2 separate regions of the Homo sapiens genome follow, and region 2 is linked to region 1. Evidence: chromatin loops called from intact Hi-C (ENCODE). Cell type or tissue: B cell. All regions are shown on one strand. Links, peaks and the distances in the headings refer to the core of each region. The heading gives the core; the rest is flanking DNA. Region 1 overlaps IL13RA1 (interleukin 13 receptor subunit alpha 1). Region 2 overlaps DOCK11 (dedicator of cytokinesis 11).

Evidence for each region. Hi-C counts contacts between places; a loop is a spot of excess contacts. Peaks named below come from ENCODE experiments on the same cell type or tissue, not always from the same donor. Only the 100,000 strongest peaks of a DNase experiment are listed, where the experiment ranks them.
Region 2: a loop joins it to region 1, with 2.2 times the contacts of the local background. A loop is called at or near these places in 3 of 110 quality-filtered maps.

The regions. Positions count from the first base shown.
Region 1 is chrX:118,735,231-118,737,730 of GRCh38, reverse strand. All of the region lies in intron 1 of IL13RA1 (interleukin 13 receptor subunit alpha 1), which reads right to left. Among named protein-coding and RNA genes, the nearest start is that of IL13RA1, 8.9 kb to the right of the region's middle. In B cell, for the core only: no CTCF peak of the experiment used is centred there; a DNase peak (open chromatin) is centred at 1,130; H3K27ac peaks cover 1,199 bases.
Region 2 is chrX:118,683,501-118,696,177 of GRCh38, reverse strand. It overlaps DOCK11 (dedicator of cytokinesis 11), which reads right to left. Exons shown (of 53, transcript NM_144658.4): 53 at 10,031-10,490. The coding sequence ends at 10,371. Among named protein-coding and RNA genes, the nearest start is that of IL13RA1, 38 kb to the left of the region's middle. In B cell, for the core only: no CTCF peak of the experiment used is centred there; no DNase peak of the experiment used is centred there.

The sequences.
Region 1 (2,500 bases), core at 1-2,500:
AAGGTAATTTAAAACCTACTTTAACCTCAGTTTTGAAATAAAACAATGGCCTGCCCTATATTCAACCTTTCAAATGGGATTAATATTCTCCCATCTGTTTTGAAGTGTCCTTTGGTCAGATCTTCTAACTGGTTTGCATTTTGGGCTTCCTGGGGCTATCTGCTATCCTTTTCTTTTTCTCTTCTGGTTTCCTCCATATCTTTTGATTTTTCTACTTCCTACACTTTAAAAACACACACACATGGATTCTGGGAATAAGGCAAGAGTAGGAAGCACCAGACATCTATCTCCTCACCTAGATAACAATGGTAGTGGCAGAGTCTGTTTGATGTAACAATTTTGGAAGACTGCAGAGTTATATCAGGAAACACTTACATTGAAGGCTTGCAATTTCCCAGGAAAGGCTTGAACAACAAATTGCCATAAATTTCAATCAATGTCAGCTTTTACATAGTAGTAGCTGCCCATCCTTCATCCCCAACCCCATGGCAGGCGGCTGTGCACATGTTCCTGGAGCCCTCTGCCCACAGCTTGTGGGCTATGTGGGCAGAAGTACTCTGTCCTCCAAATATCAGGGATTTGTATTCTGATTACTGATTGCTGCTTCTGATCACAGAGGTACAGACAAAGAGGCTGGCAGCCATTGTGGTTGCACCTATCCCCACTGTTGCAAGCCCTCCCTATCTAGCTAAAGTGATTTCCAGAAGATGTAAAAGAATGGCGCTCTTCCCTTGTCGCCTCATTTTTCTCCTTTTCCACTTTTGGGAGCCAGGCATTAAAGATTAGAAATTCTTAAACAACTACAGAGGCTGGGCATGGTGACTCACACCTATAATCCCAGCACTTCGGTAGGCCGAGGCAGGAGGATTACTTGAGGCCAGCAGTTAAAGATCAGCCCTGGCAACACTGCGAGATCCCATCTCCACCAAAACAATTTTTTTTGTTTGTTTGGTTAAATTAGCTAGGTGTGGTGGCATGAATCTGTAGTTCCAGCTCCTCAGGAGACTGAAGTGGGAGGATCACTTGAGCCCAGGGATTCGAGGTTACAGTGAGCTGTGATCACACCACTGCACTCTAGCCTGGGCAACAGAGCGAGACTAGGTCTCAAAAACAAAACAAAACAAAATGAAACAAAACTATATATACAGAGAAAAACAGAAAGTGACCACACATGCTCAGGGAAAGCCCAGAAAAAAACCTGAGAAGACTAAGTTTACACTTCAGGTTGATGCTCAACACACAGACAGCCTACAATAATCAAAAAAATAAAGACAATAAACAAAACAATAACAAAAAACAGCAAATCCTGGGGGAAGGGGGAATCTGGTTTCCAGAGAAACCAGATTTAAATGTCCAGTTTCTAACAAAGAATCACAAGACAGACAAAACAAAACAAAACAAAAAAACCAGGAAACTATGGCCCAAAGAAAAAAAGTTAAACAACAGCAAACCTGTCCCTGAAAAAGACCTGATGGCAAATATATTAAAGAAAGATTCTGAAACAAATATCTTCAGATGTTCACAGAACTAAAGGAAGATGTGGAGAGAGTCAAGAAAATGATATGTAAGCAAAATGAAAATACCAATAAAGAGATAGAAAACCTAAAAAGAGACCAAAAAGAAACTCTGGAGCAGAAAAAGCACAACTGAAATGAAAAATTCACTAAAAAGAATCAAAGGTAGATTTGAGCAGGCAGAAGAAAGAATCAATAAACTTGAAATTAGGGCAATAAAAATTATTGAGTCCGAGGAACAGAAAGAAAAAAAGATTGAAGAAAAGTGAACAGAGTCTAAGAGACCTGTGGTACACCATCAGCAGACCAGTGTATGCATTATGGGGGTTCCAGGAGAAGAGAGAGAAAGAGGAAGAAAGAATACTTGAAAAAATAATGAGCCGGGTGTGGTGGCTCATCCCAGCACTTTGGGAGGCCAAGGCAGGCAGATTGCCTGGGTCCAGGAGTTCGAAACAAGCCTAGCCAACATGGCAATACCCCAGTTCTACTAAAAATACAAAAATTAGCTGAGTGTGGTGGTGCACATCTGTAATCCCAGCTACTTGGGTGGCTGAGGCAGGAGCATCGCTTGAACCTGGGAGGCAGAGGTTGCAGTGAGCTGAGATCGTGCTACTGCACTCCAGCCTGGGTGACAGAGTGAGACTCTGTCTCAAAAAAAGAAAATAAAGAAATAATGGATGACAACTTCCCAAATTTGATGAAAGGCGTAAATATAAACATCTAAAATGTAGACGATGCAGCGAAAGCAGTACTATTGGAAAAATTTATAGCTATAAACACATATTAAGAAACAAGAAAGATCTCAAATCAGCAACCTTAACTTTACAACTTGCGTAACTAGAAAAAGAACAAACTAATCTTAAGCTATCATAAGGAAGGAAATAATGAAGATTAGACCAGAGATAAAAGAAAAAGGGAATAGAAAAATAGAGAAAATCAATGAAACTAAAAGCTTCTTGAAAAGATCAACAAAACGGACAAACCTT
Region 2 (12,677 bases), core at 10,178-12,677, 52 kb after region 1:
ACAGGGTCTTACTCTGTCACCCAGGCTGGAGTGCAGTGGCATAATCTTGGCTCACTGCAACCTCTGCCTCCCAGGCTCAAGTTTCCTTCCCACTTCAGCCTCCTGAGTAGCTGGGACTACAGGTGCATGCCTCCACACCTGGCTGATTTTTTGTATTTTTAGTAGAGAGGTGGTTTCGCCATGTTGCCCAGGTTGGTCTCAAACTCCTGGGCTCATGTGATCCTCCCACCTTGACCTCCCCAGTGCCGGAATTACAGGAGTAAGCCACCATGCCCGGCTTCATTTTCATTTTCCTTGTTCTGATAGGGATAATTTTGTCAACTCCACCTTTCTTTCTCTCTAATCCTCTTTCATTGCATGTGTATTTGTGTCTAGATTTAGTTTGGGATGGGGAGGGAGGACATAGTACTATTACATGATATCATCGTGGCTCTGAAGGTATCTCAAATCCTGACTATGCCACAGAAGAATTCTGAAATAACCCACTGCATGAGTACTATAGGAGCTGGTCAGCTTTGCATTGAACATAATTCCACATCTATAATGGCTTAGCTTTTGCTTCTCAATCAACATATTAATTGTTACAATATATCAGTACTAGGAACTATTACTCACATTCATCAGAGACATAAGATGTCTCTCTTCAAGAATACAGAATTTGGAAGATTCGTTATTGACAGAAGAAGACTACTTTTGAATTATCTTTTAGATTATAACATCCCATCTGCATTATCTGCCTGTGAAATATTGCCTTGATCATTCATATACCTGGTTCACAGTGGGTGGTCAATAAATGTGTGATGGATGAATGAATGGTCTACAGCTTCCACACTGCAGCCTTTACCTGCTCATATGATAGTTTTCACTGATTTTCTATGAAAGGCACATGCAGTAAGCATGCAGGATGAGAAGTCTAGAGCCTGTAAGACTCAATTCTAGGAGATCTACTAAAGTAATGACTATTACAAAACACTATGGTATATAAAGAATGAGACTTGTCGATCAGAAATTGACTGAGGTTGGCTGTAAAGGTTTTCTATCAAGAGGATGAAGAAAATTGAGCATAAGTTTTCTGGACAAAAAGAAAAAGCTGATTTAACTTGGCTTGTGTCTAAGACCAAAACAGGATGAGAGAGTCTGAGAAAAAACATATAAAGAATGTTACCTGATTTTATATGCACTTTATTATTTTTGCTTTGCATATTGTGTACTACGGATGGTTTTAATTGTTGGAATTCATATAATGATAAAAATAAAGAAGTTAATTTTTTAAACTTCCTGTTAAAAACTTGGCCTAAAGTACTTCCTCAACACAGACACGCTAGTGGCAGTTCTAATAAAAATGAGAAAAATTCATGGCATTTCCTCCATGAAGCCTTTTTCAGTCTACATCTATAAAGACTCTGCCTTTTCAAGCACTTGTAACTACCACTGATTTGCTATTATCAGACTTCTTCATAATACTTTGAGACCGAGTCTTGCTCTGTTGCCCAGGGTGGAGTGCAGTTGTGCGATCTCGGCTTACTGCAACCTCCGCCTCCCAGGTTCAAGCGATTCACCTGTCTCAGCCCTCCCCCACCCCCGCACCCCCCACCCCAGTAGCTGGAATTACAGGCGTGCCACCAGGCTTGGCTAACTTTTTGTATTTTTAGTAGAGATGGGGTTTCACCATGTTGGCCAGGTTGGTCTCAAACTCCTGACCTTAGGTGATCTACCTGCCTCGGCCTCCCAAAGTGCTGGGATTATAGGCATGAGCCACCATGCCCGGCCCATAATATCTTTTTAATGTGACTATTTGTTATCTCCCTCAACCACAGTCTCTCCGAGTTCTGGGATATCTGCCCACAATACCTTGCACATAATAAAGGCTCCAGGGGTGCTGTTTATCTAAACTGGCTTTATTTCCTTGAGACTGCTCAAGCACTTATCCTGTGCTAGGTTCTGGGAAAACAGAGGTGGAAAAGTTCAGATCCAGACTCTACCCATATGGAGGTTACCTTTTAAATGAAAAAGTGGAAAAGATGAACCCTTTTTAGTCTCTAGAAAGTTGCAAGAAGTTGAAGCAGAAGACCAAAGGAAAAAGTAGAGTTGAAAACAATAGACTATAAATCAGGATACCGTGACCTCATCTCTAATTTCCTGCGTGTCTTGAGTGCATTTCTTAACCATTTATGCATCCATTTCCTTATATGTGATACAGGATCACATGAAGAATTGATTCCTATATGACATATATAAGGAGAATTGGATCAGAAAATAGATGCAAAACATGTTGGAGGAAACTTCCTGAACCAGATAAAAAGCATCCATAAAAAACCCACAGGTAACACCATACTGAAAGGTGAAAGACTGAAAGCTTTCTCCCAAAGATCAGGAACAAGACAAGGCTATCTGCAATTCTGCTACTCAATATTATACAGGAAGTTCTAGCTAGGTTCTAGGTAACAAAATAAAATAAAAGACATCAAGATTTAAAAAGAAGTAAAACTATATCTGCAGATGATATGATCTTATGTATAGAAAAACCTAAAGAAGCCACCAAAAACACGATTAAAGCTAATACAGAAATTCAGCAAGATTTTGGGATATCAGATCAATATACAAAGACCATTTGTATTTCTATAAACTAGCAATGAACAATCCAAAAATAAAATTAAGAAAACAAATCAGGCCGGGCGCAGTGGCTCATGCCTGTAATCCCAGCACTTTGGGAGGCTGAGGCAGCTGGATCACGTGAGGTCAGGAGTTTGAGACCAGCCTGGCTAACATGGTGAAACCCCGTTTCTACTAAAAATACAAAAAAATTAGCCAGGTGTGGTGCCATGGGCCTGTAATCCCAGCTACTTGGGAGGCTGAGGCAGGAGAATCGCTTGAACCCGGGAGGCAGAGGTTGCAGTGAGCTAAGATCGCGCCATTGCACTCCAGCTTGGGCCACAGCAGCGAAACTCCATCTCACTAAATAAATAAATAAATAAATAAATAGAAAAGAAAAGAAAACAAATCCATTTACAATAGCATTAAAAAGGATAAAATACTAAGGAATAAACTTCCTTGTGGGCATAAGGAATAAACAAAAGAAGTGTAAGACTTATATACTGAAAACTGTAAAACATTGTTGAAAGAAATTAAAGATGATCTAAATAAATAGAAAAACATCCTATTTCATGGGGGCTGGAACACTTATTATTATTGAGATGGCAATACTCTGCACATTGAATTACAGATTCACAGCAAATCCTGCCAAAATCCCAGCGGCCATTTTTTTTTTTTTTTTTTTTTTTGAGATGGAGTCTTGCTTTGTTGCCCAGGCTGGAGTACAGTGGTGCAATCTCGGCTCACTGTAAACTCCGCCTCCCACCTTCACGCCATTTTCCTGCCTCAGTCTCCCGAGTAGCTGGGACTACAGGCACCTGCCACCACGCCCGGCTAATTTTTTTTGTATTTTTAGTAGAGACGAGGTTTCCCCCTGTTAGCCAGGATGGTCTCCATCTCCTGACCTCGTGATCCACCCACCTCGGCCTCCCAAAGTGCTGGGATTACAGGCGTGAGCCACTGCGCCCAGCCTGCCTTTTTTTTTTTTTTTTTTTTTTAAACAGCTATTGACTAGCTGATGCTAAAATTAATATGGGCCTGGGCGTGTGGCTCATGCCTGTAATCCTAGTACTTTGAGAGGCCGAGGAGGGTGGATCACTTGAGGTCAAGAGTTCGAGACCAGCCTGGCCAACATGGTGAAATCCCACCACTACCAAAAATACAAAAATTAACCAGGCATGGTGGCATGTTCCTGTAATCCCAGCTACTCAGGAGGCTGAGGCAGGAGAATCACTTGAACCCAAGAGGTGGAGGTTGCAGTGACCCGAGATCGTGCAACTATACTCCAGCCTGGAGGACAGAGTGAGACTCCGTCTCAAAAAAATAAGATAAAATAAAATAAAAATGGAAATGCGAGGGGCCTAGAATATACAAAACAATTTTGAAAAAGAATAAAGTTGGAGGACTCACACTTCCAAATTTCAAAATCTTACTACAAAGCTATAGTAATTAAGACTTTGTGGCACTAGCGTAAGGACAGATACAGAGGTCAATAGAATAGAACTAAGAGTCCAGAATAAACCCACATATTTTTGGTCAATTGATTTTTTATAAGGGTGCCAAGGCAATTGGATGGGGGAAAGATTCTTTTCAACAAATGGTGCAGGGAAAACTGGTTATCCACATGCAAAAGAATGAATCTGAATCCCTACAACACACCATATACAAAATTAGCTCAAAATGGACCAAAGACCAAAAGTAAGAGTTAAGATTATAAAACTCTTAAGAGAAAACATAGGTGTAAATTTCTGTGAAATTGGATTACGCAAGGTCTTCTTAGATACAATGCCAAAGCACAGGCAACAAAAGAAAATATAAATTGGACTGCATCAAAATTTTTAAAAACTTGAATGCTTCAAAGAACACCATCATGAAAGTGAAAAGGCAACACACAGAACAGGAGAAATATGTTTAAATCATATACTTGCATCTCGAATAAAGAACCCTGCAACTCAACAATAATAGTAATAATAGTAAAGCAACCTGATTTAAAAATGGGCTAAGGGGCTGGGAACGGTGACTTATACCTGTAATCCCAGCACTTTGGGAGGCCAAGGTGGGTGGATTGCTTGAGGCCAGGAATTCGGGACCAGCCTGGGAAACATGGCGAAACCCCAATTCTACAGAAATTAGCCAGGTGTGGTGGTGTTCATCTGTAGTCCCAGCTACTTGGGAAGCTGAAAAGGGAGGATCGCTTGAGCCCGGGATGGGAAGGTTGCAGTGAGCTGAGATCGCACCACTGCACTCCAGCCTGGGCAACACAGCAAGACCCTGTCTCAAAAAAGCAAATGGTCTAAGGACTTAAAAGAGATATTTCTCTGAGGAAGATACAAAAATGGCCAGTAACCACATGAAAGAATTCTCAACATCATTAGACATCAGGGAAATTCAAATGAAAACCACAAAGAGATACTACACACTTGCTAGGATGGCAATAATCAAAGAGGCAGATAATAACAAGTGTTGTCAAGAATATTGAGAAACTGGGACCCTCATACATTGCTGGTGGTAATATAAAGTGGTGCAGCTGCCGTGGAAATCAGTCTGGCAATTCTTCAAAAGGTTAAACATGGAGTTACCATATGAACCAGTCATTCCACTTCTGTGTACATGCCCAAGAGAACTAAAAACATGTCCACACAAAAACTTGTGAGTGTTCACAGCAACATTATTCACAGTAGCCAAAAAGTGGAAATAACCCAAATGTCCATCAACTGATGAGAAGATAAAATATGGTGTATCTATATAATGGATTATTATTTAGCCATAAAAAGGAATGAAGTACTGATACATTCTACAACATCGATGAACTTTGGAAATATGCTATGTCAAAGAAGCTGGACACAAAAGGCCACATATTGTATGACTGCATTTATATGAAATGTCCAGAACAGGTAAACCTTGTAGGGACAAAAAGTAGATTAGTGGTTGCCAGGGGCTGGAGGATGATGACCGGTAGGAGTGACTGCTAATGAGTATGGGGTCTCTTTCAGGTGATAAACATGTTTTAAATTGTAGTGATACTTGCACAACTCTGTGGATGTAATTTTAAAAAACACTGAATTGTGTACTTTAAATGGGTAAATTGTATGGTATGTGAATTATATCTCAATAAAAAGGAAAAACAAAGCAAAAAAAAAGAACATTGGAAAAGTTTTAAAATGCTATGCACAGAGGCAAAATCTTAGAACTTAGCCACGACTCCCATTAGGAGATGAACAAACATAGATACACTGTTTTTAGACAGTGACCATTAAGTGCTTAGAAAAAAAAAAAAAAGATAAATAAAGCACTCTTACTCACCAACTCCCAAGACAGGGGTATAGCCTTGTTACACAAACCCACTCCCCACCCACAACCAACTTTTACTCCTTTCCTCTCCTTGTCTTTTGATAGCTGAACTAGTGTACTGTTAGAACAAGACTGAGACTAAAGGTAGCCCAACATTTTGGAGATCAGAAGCCCAAGACATATGTCTAATTATCAATGTTTTGAAGAGTTTGGAAATTCCTATTAATCCATTATATCACTCAGGTTCTTCATCTCAGAGAAAGCTAATATCTCATGGAACAAACCTGCACATGTACCCCCTGAACCTAAAAGTTAGAAGAAAAAAAGATACGAAATAGTTTTTTAAAAATGTGCGTTCTTATTATCATGACTTATCTAGTTTCTTAATTAGAGTCATCTCTAGTTCTAGGATGATGTGTTGTTGGTCAAGGTTCCAAGGACATTACTACCACTGCTGCTTTCTGTTTCACTTTTGAAAATATATAATATTTTGATAGGCAGCCAAATCATATAAATACGGTAACAATAACAATCCCATCTATATACATGATGCCAGTGGTGACAACTGGTTACTAGGAAAATTTCCATGGAATTTCTTATTTTCTCTATGGTTTTTCACCGTAGTGATAAACTAACACTACCAAGGGTGACTTAATCACATTTCACAGTATGTCCAAAGACTATCAAAACAACAACTTCTAGGGGAAATTGGACTCAAGCTTAACTGCAAAACAATCAGTATAGGAGAAATGTATTCTTTGGTGTTAATTAATTTGTAGAGGACAAATCACTTCAAGAAATCATTAAACTATATACACTTTAATGCCTAATACATGTAGTGTTTAAAAAACAGATTTACCTAGCTTTCTCTGTTCGAGCCCACCTTGTTCTCTACAGCTTGCTACCTTTAGTCTGAGAGTTGGAAAAATAAATCTAGTGAGCTTGTGCCATGACATGGCAAACTCCCTGGCCACAGGACACAAAATTATCTTTCACATTTCTTTTTTTTTTTCCCTTGGCCATCCAATGAGTCTTACCTAGTCCTTCCATATATGTCTCTGGGACTCGTCCTTTCTTCTCCATTCTTGTCATATCACTCACATCTAGAGGTTTATTGAATTTAGTTTATTGCAATATCTATGTAACTGGTTTCCTAATTTCCATGTCTCTCTACCTCAAATACATCTGGCAGCAATATAAAAGATTAAATTTCTAAAAATAACATTTAATTAAGTAATCTGTTTAAAAACCTTGGCTAGCTCTCTCATGCCTATTGAGTAAACTCCAAATACCATTAGCCTGGTATTCAGCGCCTTCCAAAATCTCAGTCCGAATGTATTTTATTTCTTTTTTCTTTCTTTTTGTTGTTGTTGTTGTTGTTGTTGTTGACAGAATCTCACTCTGCCACCCAGGCTGGAGTGCAATGGCATGATCTAGGCTCACTACAACCTCCACCTCCCGGGTTCAAGCGATTCTTGTGCCTCAGCCTCCCAAGTAGCTGGGATTACAGGTGTGTACCACCATGCCTGGCTAACTTTTTTTTGTATTTTTATTAGAGACAGTGTTTTACCATGTTGGCCAAGCTGGTCTTGAACTCCTGGGCTCAAGTGATCTGCCTGTCTCAGCCTCCCAAAGTGCTGGGATTACAGGCATGAGCCACCACGCCCAGCCTGTATTTTCTAGATTTATCATCTACCACCTCTTGGACAAAACTGGTCTCCTTACTATCCCCTGAACCTCCACAAATTCTTTTTGCACCTTTGCTTATGGTGTTCCTCCTGCCTAGAATACCCCTCTCCATTTTTGGAAGCCTGTTCAAAGCTTAACTTTTCTTCACTAAACCCTCCCTGAACATTTACAATTCACAGTGATCTCTTTCTTTGAATGTGATTTGAGTTATGAATGCTGTCGTTCATTTGGCAATACTCACATATGACTTCTCCTGTCTTACATTGTTAATTCTTGTACTATTTAATTTTGTGCGTCTTGCTTTCTCAACTAGACTGCGAGATCCTTGGCAATAGGGGCCATTTATTACATTAAAAAATCTACCCACAGTGCATATTGCTGTGCTAGGGGCTTTGACAGGGACTAGTTACAGACAGAAGAGTGCTGGAGTCTCCTCAAGATGCCAAACTCTCAGAATGCAGCATTTACTAGAGGTGATGATTCCTCACACATACATATCAAATATAATCACTTTAAAGGTGAAACTAACTCTACAGGTTACTCTAAGATATTAAGGAATTACAAACTGCCTTGGAAATACTTGTAAAAGTCCCCTATTAAAATACAAAATTAACTTTTAATAAATAAGTTCATGCTCTCCTGAAAGCTTAAAAATGACATATAAAGAAAAAATGGGCTGGACGCGGTGGCTCACGCCTGTAATCCCAGTACTTTGGGAGGCTGAGGCGGGTGGATCACAAGGTCAGGAGTTCGAGACCAGCCTGAGCAGCATGGTGAAACCCCGTCTCTACTAAAAATACAAAAATTAGCTGGGCGTGGTGGCACCTGCCTGTAATCCCAGCTACTCAGGAGGTTGAGGCAGGAGAATCATTTGAACCCGGGAGATGGAGGTTGCAGTGAGCCAAGATGGCGCCACTGCACTCCAGCCTGGGTGACAGAGCAAGACTTTGTCTCAAAAAAGAAAAAATGGTACCCCCCAAAAAATAAAAATAAAAATGGTCAGGCCAGGAGCATAATCTCTAGGATTTACTTGATCACAAAGTGCTCAAAAAGCCAAGGCCCCGTGCAATCCATTTATATTTTAGTGACTGTTTTTTCATCTGTAAAAGAGGCTAAACCACATAAGGAAAATAAGTGTAGGCTGGGCAAAGTGGCTCATGCCTGTAATCCCAGCACTTTTGGCAGATCACGATGTCAGGAGATCGAGACCATCCTGGCTAACACAGTGAAACCCCGTCTCTACTAAAAAAAAAATACAAAAAATTAGCCGGGCGTGGTGGCAGGCGCCTGTAGTCTCAACTACTCGGGAGGCTGAGGCAGGAGAATGGCGTGAACCAGGGAGGCAGAGGTTGCAGTGAGCCAAGATCGCGCCATTGTACGCCAGCCTGGGCGACAGAACGAGACTCCATCTCAAAAAAAAAAAAAAAAGGAAGTCTAGAACCCGAGTTCCCATAGAAGGCAGCCAAAATGATTTGGATAATTCAAGCTAAAAAATGTCATTCACATCTTGGTTTCTCCTGAATTATTTAGGCAATCTGAGATTTCTTCATAGACAGAAATATAATCCCAAGCTAGTTTGCCAAATCTGTGGTGGTTTTCTACATTGACCCAAGACATGCTGCAACCATTAAGTTCTAATCAAAATGTTTATTAATCTTGTAACTGAAGAAAATAATCATTACAAAACTCCTACCTCAGATTGCTGTAAAAGCTTTGAAGTTCTGTGGGATGTACTGACTGCAATCTCAGAAATGTTTTATCTTTGTAGATGGCCCCAGATGATAAAGCTTTGGCAACAAATGCTGCTTGCCCTGTATAAATCCCTTAGATGTCTTGTATGTAGAAGGGAGACCTACTAGATTACCTAGCGTCATCAGATCATAACATATATATATGGTATCTCAAGCTTACTATTATATATATGTTATATATACAGAGTCTCACTGTCGCCCAGACTGGAGTGCAGTGGCGTGATCTCAGCTCACTGCAACCTCCACCTCCTGGGTTCAAGCGATTCTCCTGCCTCAACCTCCTCAGTAGCTGGGATTACAGGCATGCACCACCATGACCAGCTAATTTTTGTATTTTTAGTAGAGATGGGGTTTCACCATGTTGGTCAGGCTGGTCTTGAACTCCTGACCTCATGATCCGCCTGCCTCAGCCTCCCAAAGTGTTGGGATTACAGGCATGAGCCACCGTGTCCAGCCTAAGCTTCGTATATTTGTAAATATATCCTTTCCTTTTGAAATTTTCTGTGAAATAATGCTTTTGGTTCCTTTAGCCCAGCCTTGACTACTAATTGGCAAGGATTCAAATGATCTCCCCAATTTTAAATATCCGTGTATTACGGAAATGTTATCAATTTTCTTCTCCTCCTACCAAGGATTAGTATGATAATGAATTGAGCTTCTTGTCAAGAAAAATGCTAAGTTCAAAGTATTATTTCTTTCACTTCTAATTACAAATAAGTTTTACCTTTTATTGTATTCCATTATACAATTTTACATAGTACCATTATTTTAAGCAATAATTAAGCAAATTGAACTACTGTTTTTGAGCTCTACTTTTCAGCATATAGATTTACCTAAAAAAGTACAAACCAAGCACAGTGGTGCAATTTTCCAGGCACTTTCAAGTTGCTTATTTACAAATATGTAAGCACCCTGTTGGAACACATGAAAATTTTGGTGTCGAGAAGAAACACTCCATGTATATCAAATCTTTAAATTTTAACATTTGCACAGCTCCAAATATTCCTGAGAAAGGTCAGTCTCATTGTCACGTACATCTGCATTTCCTCACACTTCAGCGTATCTTGGGGAACCATAACCTCGGTCACTTGATGTACCACTAATTGCACAAAATACATGTAATGTGTTGCTCATCCAGGGAGAATGCATTGTGTCTTCTTGTAATATCTAAAACAGAAGAAATCAGCATGATTATCATGAAGCAAAATAGCCACTGCCAAAAAAAGAATGTGTATATGAAATTGCAGGCATATTTCAATTTATCACTGACAGTTATTTAAAAAGACAGAAAGCAGAGAGAGCAAAGAATAACATTACCGACTTAAGTCTTCAAAGCTGTATTACAAAGGCAGCATATCAAAAAAGCAGAAAAGATCTAGTTACTCATTAAGAAAAACAAAGACTGTAAAATGCAAAATTCAATAAAAAGCGAGAGGTAACACAATCTTTAAAATATTTTTTAACAGATGGTCATAACAAGAGCTCTAAATGGTAGACTCTGACATGAGTTTATGAATGATCTAACACAGTGGTTCTCAGAATCATCTATGGGACTTTTGAAACATGCAGATACCTATGTTCCTTCCCTGGAGACTTGAAAATAATAGTAAATGAAGATAAAAGTCTTAAGTGCATATTTCTAAAGACACATTATAATTGTATAAGCTAATTGATACAGAAGATTTTTCTTGGAAAGGAAGAACTTCATAAATATAAAATTTAAAGATTGTATTCCAGTAAGTATATAAACATAGATATTCGTATTAGTTTAAATATTTTTTAAATGATCCATTTTGTGTAATCTAAAGAAAAAGCAACAGAAATCTTGTGCTTAAAGTAGATTGAGGTAAAAAACGCTATATACATTATATCCACTCTCTTTACCATAAAGTCCTAACTTAGGTCCCAAGCTTTCAATACTTGGTTCTCAAGTTAGTTGTGAAACTTCAGTATTAAGCCCACAGATTGATCTATAGTGGCAGTATTGAGACATATCATTTGTGTTGCTACAAATCATAAGGCTTAAATAAAATTTATAATAGAGAAATTTCCTCTTACAAAAATATTAACTCATGACACTAATCTGAAAGCATACTAGAATGTTAAGAGATGAATAACTGATTATCTATGCTGGTCAGATGTGACAGGCAAGGAGGGTACTTATTGCTAAGAAATTACAAAACATACCCAACAGATGCTACAATGACCACCCCCAACTCTATCTGAGAAATCTGTAATTTATAGCTTTATGATAATATAAATCCTTTTAAAAATCAAAAGCAGCCAGGCGTGGTGGCTCACGCCTGTAATCCCACCACTTTTGGAGGCCGAGGCGGGTGGATTACGAGGTCAGGAGATCGACACCATCCTGGCTAACATGGTGAAATCCCCATCTCTACTAAAAATACAAAAAAATTAGCCAGGCGTGGTGGCACGTGCCTGTAGTCCCAGCTACTTGGGAGGCTGAGGCAGGAGAAATCACTTGAATCCGGGAGGCGGAGGTTGCAGTGAGCTGACATTGTGCCACTGCACTCCAGCCTGGGCGACAGAGTGAGACTCCCTCTCAAAAAAAAAAAAAAAAAAGAAAAAAAAAAGAAAAAAAAGCTTGAAGAAGTTTTTGAAAGGACTATATACTTCGGTATTCTGTAACAGATTACACTGAAAGGGGACAAGGAATATCCAGTCATGTCTTTTTGTCAAGTAATCATTTATGGAGCTCAAGAGAATATTTCAAATTTCAGTACACATTAACACTTGTCTTACTTCTCAGTATTAATATATGCCTCAAAGTGTATGACTACAAGGTGGCTCTCTTTTATGTGAAACTCAATTCACTACAAAGTCAACATTTGCCAAAAGTAAGGCACACCCAAATATGTTTCATAATGACAGGATGGCTTGCATAAATATAAGCCAATAGAAACTAAGAGTTTTCTTGGTTAGCTATCAATATACAATATTAAGAGTCTAAATTATTGGTCTCTATATCTAAGAGAAATAGCCATGTTTTATGGGAATAACTGATACAGACAAGTGGGAAATACGACAGTAGATTTGAAAAATCCATGCTTCAAAAGGAAAACAAAATTTTATAAAATGACCACTCAGAATATCTTGATTACAGTAATAACAGTACATTGAATAATTTGTTTTCAATTTGAATAATTTAGAGTTCAACACTAGGTCATGCAGCTGCATGCAAATGAAATAACTGTAATATAGTAGATACTCACTTAAAATAGCATGTGCAATTGTCATATCTTTTGTGAAGGAGGAATTTTTGCTGCTTTTTCTATGCATTATGAGGAATAGAAACTCATCAACTAGATAGTTTCTAAAAACAAACTATGTAAT